Linked DNA regions of Homo sapiens: region 1 is linked to region 2. Evidence: chromatin loops called from intact Hi-C (ENCODE). Cell type or tissue: PC-3. All regions are shown on one strand. Links, peaks and the distances in the headings refer to the core of each region. The heading gives the core; the rest is flanking DNA.

What was found. Hi-C counts contacts between places; a loop is a spot of excess contacts. Peaks named below come from ENCODE experiments on the same cell type or tissue, not always from the same donor. Only the 100,000 strongest peaks of a DNase experiment are listed, where the experiment ranks them.
Region 1: it touches region 2 in a loop (9-fold over the local background); 62 of 110 quality-filtered maps call a loop at or near these places.

The regions. Positions count from the first base shown.
Region 1 is chr1:174,725,222-174,728,150 of GRCh38, forward strand. The region is part of intron 17 of RABGAP1L (RAB GTPase activating protein 1 like); the gene reads left to right. Among named protein-coding and RNA genes, the nearest start is that of RABGAP1L-AS1, 230 kb to the right of the region's middle. In PC-3, for the core only: a CTCF peak has its summit at 1,500 (motif pointing left); no DNase peak of the experiment used is centred there.
Region 2 is chr1:174,257,025-174,259,953 of GRCh38, forward strand. The region is part of intron 7 of RABGAP1L (RAB GTPase activating protein 1 like); the gene reads left to right. Among named protein-coding and RNA genes, the nearest start is that of RABGAP1L, 99 kb to the left of the region's middle. In PC-3, for the core only: CTCF peaks have their summits at 1,221 (motif pointing right) and 1,420; no DNase peak of the experiment used is centred there.

The sequences.
Region 1 (2,929 bases), core at 279-2,778, 470 kb after region 2:
GTGGTTAGTTGAATGTATCAGCAATGAACTTGCAATTGAAGGTCAAAGCTAACTTTAAATTAAACTCTTAAGAATATTATTGGTGGTGTGTCTCCCAAGAAAAATACCTGTCTAAGAAAATAGGAAACATCATCCCCAAAAGACTAAATACGTAGTGTGAAGGTTGAGAAAGAGGAATATATTGCAGGGAAACTTTTGGTGAGGTTTATTTGTTGTTGTTGTTTACTTCCAAAATATGGTTTCCATTTTTCTCCCCCATAAGTTTTCTATTTGGGAAAAGAGATTTAGTGGAATTATAAACTGAAAGAATTCATGTATAACTTTTGCCTCACTTTACTTTTTATTTTCATTTTTAATCTTTCATTTTTTTCCTTCTATAACTTTCTTGTCTTTGAAAAAAAGAGTGCAGGTGCCTTATGTGTCCAAGAATGAAATAGCCTCTGAAGTACTATCTGTTTGCTTGCTAGCTTGCTGGCTTGCTGGGTCAAAGAAAAGGAAGGGCTCGTTTATACTGTAACAGTGTTTTTATTTAGCATGCCTCTGAGGTTTTTATTGTGTTCTGGGACAGTGTTTATGACATTGGAAGTTAAAGAAAAGAATTGCAATGAGTTGGGGGGATGGGGGAGGGATAGCACTGGGAGATATACCTAATGCTAAATGACGAGTTAATGGGTGCAACACACCAACATGGCACATGTATACATATGTAACAAACCTGCACATTGTGCGCATGTACCCTGAAACTTAAAGTATAATAATAATAAAATTAAAAATAAATATATTTAAAACAAACAAACAAAAGAATTGCAGTGAGTTTGAGTGACACAAAAATAAAATTCCCATGATAATTCAATACCATGAATTATCTTTATTGAGTGAAATAAATTCTGAGGGTATAGTAATTATTTTATGGTCCTTTTGTATTAGATTTGTGTTTGCTTAATAATTTAGCACTTTGAATTTTCTCTTTGAATTTTTATTCTTCCAGAAATCTTTGCGGGGTTGGAGTTTTCATATTGTGACTTTTGGGCTAACATCTCTCTAGCTCTTCTTATTAGTTAATTTTCAGCAGATTTTTTTTTTCTATATTGCCCAGTCCAGTCTCAAAGTCCTGGGTTTATGCAATCCTCTCTCCACAGCCTCCCAAGTGACTCACTGGGATTACAGGTGTATGCCACCATGCCCAGCCTTGGAAGACTTTTTATAAATTAGGGTACATCTTTTTTTTTTATTTTTCACATAATTTTGTTTTTGTTATCAGCAAGGTTGAATCAAAAGTAACTTCCTTTCCTGGTGGTCTAATTGCTAGGATAAAGAGAGGGAAAAAAATAACTTCATCATTACTGAATTATCAAAATGAGGTCTTTTAATTTATCTATTACTATTATAAGGCTAGTTAGAAAATTTAAGTCATTTTCTAAGAGATAGAAATTTTGTTAGCTTGATTTTTCTGACTTTTTGTCATTCCTTCTCTTATGTATGGTGCCATCTGCTGTTTGTGGGAAGTATTTTATATTTTGAAGCACTACACATAATAGAAATACAGTGTCTAAAAGAAAAATGTCAAAATACATGAAATGAAAAAAGCAGTAGTGTGGCCCGTTTGAAACTTTGTGGCCTGTGGCTTGTTTCTTTTTATGTAAAAATTATTTTTATATCTGATTATTTTTAGTACTTACATGAATCACAAGATTTTGGTACTCATCGTGTTCTGTCTTAATTTTGTTTTTGCTCAGAATAGAAGTAATCGGTAAACATTTGTTAGTTGACTCATTTGGTTTGTTTTTTGTGACTCCTCAGGCACCTTTCTTGTAAGCTTCTGCTTACAGTCTATGCAACCTTAGGCAAATAATTTCAGCCCTTAGCACCTCTGTTTCCTTCTCCATAAGAAGAAGATAATAATATCAATTTCTTAAGGTTTTTCTGAGGATTAAATGAGATAACACTTGTCATATGCATAGCACAATCCTTTCCTTTCGCTAAAATGTTGTTTCCAGGTTCAGTGAGTTTCCCTTTTACCTTATTTCAAAGACACCTTTGTTAAGAATCAGATTTCATTGCTATAGGATCATAAACTCTTTGAGCCAGAAGGAACTTCAGTAAGTGGGCCTCAAAATGTTAGCATGCATTTGAATCATATGGTGATCCTATTTAAATGCTGATTCGGATTTTATTGGTGGTTATAGGATATGGAACCTCATAGTCTGCACATCTAACTTTTACTTAAGCATTGCTGATACTGCCCCCACAGAATGCCTTTTCTGTAGCAAAGCTTTGGAAAACAACAAACAGAAAAACAACTAGTAAAGATGGAGATGGATGGGAAGAGGATGACTGAAAGGTATAAAATTACAATTAGAAAGAAAGAACAAGTTCTGGTATTCTATTGCATGGTAGGGTGACTATAGTCAACAATAAGTTATTGTATATCTTAAAATGACAAGAATAAAAGGTTCTGTGTCTTCACACCACAAAAAAATGACAAATGTTTCAGGTGATGGATATGCTGATTAGCCTGATTTTAACATTACACAATGTATATGTTTTGAAACATCACATTGTAAGCAATAATATGCACAATTATTATGTGTTACTTAAAATAAATTTTTTTAAAAAACAAAAGAAAAATAATCCACCAAAATCTGATTTTCTTTTTTGGGTAATCTCATGTGCCAGTCATCAGAACTGTATTTCTTTGTAGAAGAGGAAAGGAATCCAGAGTCTGTCTCCAGAAGACATTCCAGACTAATTTCTTATTCTTTACTCTCAGCACTAAATTTTATTAGTCAGCAGTTACATTTTGTCATTTCTACCAATGTTATACAGCAGTAACATTGCTGAGAGAAATTATTAAAGAGAATTATATTCAAAACCCAGTTATTTATTGTCCAAGCATTATGACCTACAAATATTTAATTGGTATCCATTT
Region 2 (2,929 bases), core at 165-2,664:
TCCTAAATTTAACCCCACCTCCTCCCCCCAGTACTATATAATTGACTGAAGTACCTGATTATTTTGGTGTTCAAATTGCCCTAGAATCAACCAGTTGGAGCCCCTTCGAACCCTATCTTTATGACATGCCTGCATCATTTTTTTGAGCACTTCCTTTTTAGCATAACAAAGCATCTTTCAATTTAAAAAGTCTGTAGCAACACAGACAAAGAAGTACTAGGTATTGAGTTAATTTAACTTTGAATAAGCGTTATTTTAAAATCTTGGACTTTTATGATTAAGTGGTATATTATGCCTGAACTGTGCCTAAATGTAAAGGAATGCAATCCTTCCTTTTCTCAGTAAGTTCCATGTTTGATCAACTTGAATATAGAAACCTAGACAAATATAGGTGAAATAGTTGAATGCCTAATTATATATATGTTCTTTGCTAACTGGGTAGAACATTTGCACACACATTTAAATATATTACACAAAACAATAACTTAGAAATGTTACTTTTTGCCCACCCTTATATTCATACAACAATTTTATCAGACTCTCATAATCTTTAATATTGATATCTTCATCATCCTTAAAACTACTTTTTGAATAATTTTAAGGCATTTTTTCCAGAGCACATTATGTCAACTTCTGCCTGAGTTGAGAGAAAATGCCTTTTGAATCAGTATATGCTACTAACATTGGATATTTTACCAAAAACACGAGTACACATTTGTACACATTAGGACAATTGTTTTTAAAGTTACTTTGAATACATAAATGCTATATTGGTTTTATTTCTTTGTTAATTGACACAGAAGAGTTGTATTATTGTGTACATGTTTTGAGATATGTATACTTGTGGAATGGCTAAATTACATTGTTTTTATTTTAACAACTATTTTGCTGATGCTAATATCTAACACTTGCAACCTTGGACTCATATATCCAACAGTAATTACTGAATCCATGTTAAATTTCATTGCTTCCTTTTCCACTGATTCTGTCAGATAATCTCTGTAAACATCCAAATGTTAATTGACTAAGATTTCTTCAGGTGAATGACTCTTCCCTAAACAATACTTTGTTCAGCATAACAGACCAAATTACCTGTGATACAGAAGATTTAGTAAATTCTTGGATTTTTCTATATTGGTAAAAGAAACATTTGCATTTCATTGGATTAAATGTGGTATTTAATATGTTTAAATCAGACTGTAAACAGTGGAATTTAAGGTAGTCCAGCAGGTGGCAGCCTTACCAAGAAAATTCTTAACACCTCTGAATCTTTTTTGTTAGACTGGGTCTCACTCTGTCACCCAGCCTGGAGTGCAGTGGTGTGATCATGGCTTACTACATCTTTCATTGCCTAGGCTCAAGCGATCCTCCCATCTCAGCCTCCTGAGGAGCTGAGACTACAGGCACATGCCATCATTCTTAGCTAATTAAACATCTTTTTTTTGGAGAGATGGGGGTCTCCCTATGCTGCCCAGGCTGGTCTTGAACTCCTGAGTTCAAGTGATCTTGACTTGGCTTCCTAAAGTGCTTGGCTTCCCAAAGTGCTGGGATTATAGGCGTGAGCCACTGTGCCTGACCCAAATCTTTAATAACTGCTGCTGACAAAGTTAATTTGTAATATAAAAGCATTGGTGTGAAAGAAAATCCTTCAAATTACATAATTTTTATCTTCTGAACGAGAAAATAAAATTTATCATTAAAAAATTTTTAAAATCATTATTTAAATTATGTAAAATTATCAACATTCTGGGTTTTTTTTTGTTTGTTTTTGGTGACAGGACCTCGCTGTGTTGCCCAGACTGGAGTGCAGTGATGTGATCATAGCTCACTGCAGCCTTGAACTCCTGGGGTCAGGCTATCCTCCTGCCTCAGCCTCCCAAGTAGCTGGGACTACAGGTGTCCACCACTACTCTGGGCTAATTTTATGTTGTCTTATTTATCTTTCATAGAGACGGGGTCTCGCTTAGTTGTCTGGGCTGGTCCCAAACTCCTGGCTTCAAGTGATCTTCTTGCCTCAGCCTCCCAAAGTGCTGGGATTACAAGTGTGAGCCACCATGCCTGGCCAATATTCTGTTTTTTTTTTTGAAAAATATATTATGAAAGAAGCCATTTCTGTGTGCATCCAAGGGTTTAAGGGTTGTTTATATCTAGATATTTTGCAAATTATACTGCAGTTGTCTGTCTTGACCCTTTTGATAACAAGCACTATGTTGTTTATCCCAGAATCCCCAGCATCTACTATAGTGCTTGGAATACAGAGCTTTATACTTAGCTACTTACTCCTTACTTAGCACTTTCTCAGTGCCAGGCACTGTTCTAGGTGGTATTTCTGAGGTATAGGTACTATTATCTTCATTTTTCAGTTGAGGAAACTGAGGTACAAAAGTTACATAACTTGACCAAGGCTATAAAATTACTTTTTAACTAAGTACATCTAGTACTAGAACACATATTCTTACTCTCTACTGCTTCTTTTTAAATACTTGACTAAATCAATAAAAAGTATATAAAAGTTTATAAAGTTAGAGCATTGGCTAAATTTGTTGTAATATGGAATTAATAACTGCACATTGCACCAATAAAATCCTATGTATTTTAAAGAATGTATGAAAACTGTTCTCAAGTCATGAAAACTTTTAATATTCTTTTCCTTTTCTTGATTACCCATGTTGGATATCACATATTAAGCTTTATTTAATAACTGGATATAAAAGAGCAATAATAATGGCCAACATTTAATGAACACTTACTATTTGGTGGCCATTGAACAACTTTTCTTAACATATGAGGAAGGTACTGTTATTATTACTGCATTTTTTTTTTTTTTTGAGACAGAGTCTCACTCTGTCACCCAGGCTGGAGTGCAGTGGTGTGATCTTGGCTCACTGCAACCTCTGCCTCCCGGGTTCAAGCAATTCTTCTGCCTCAG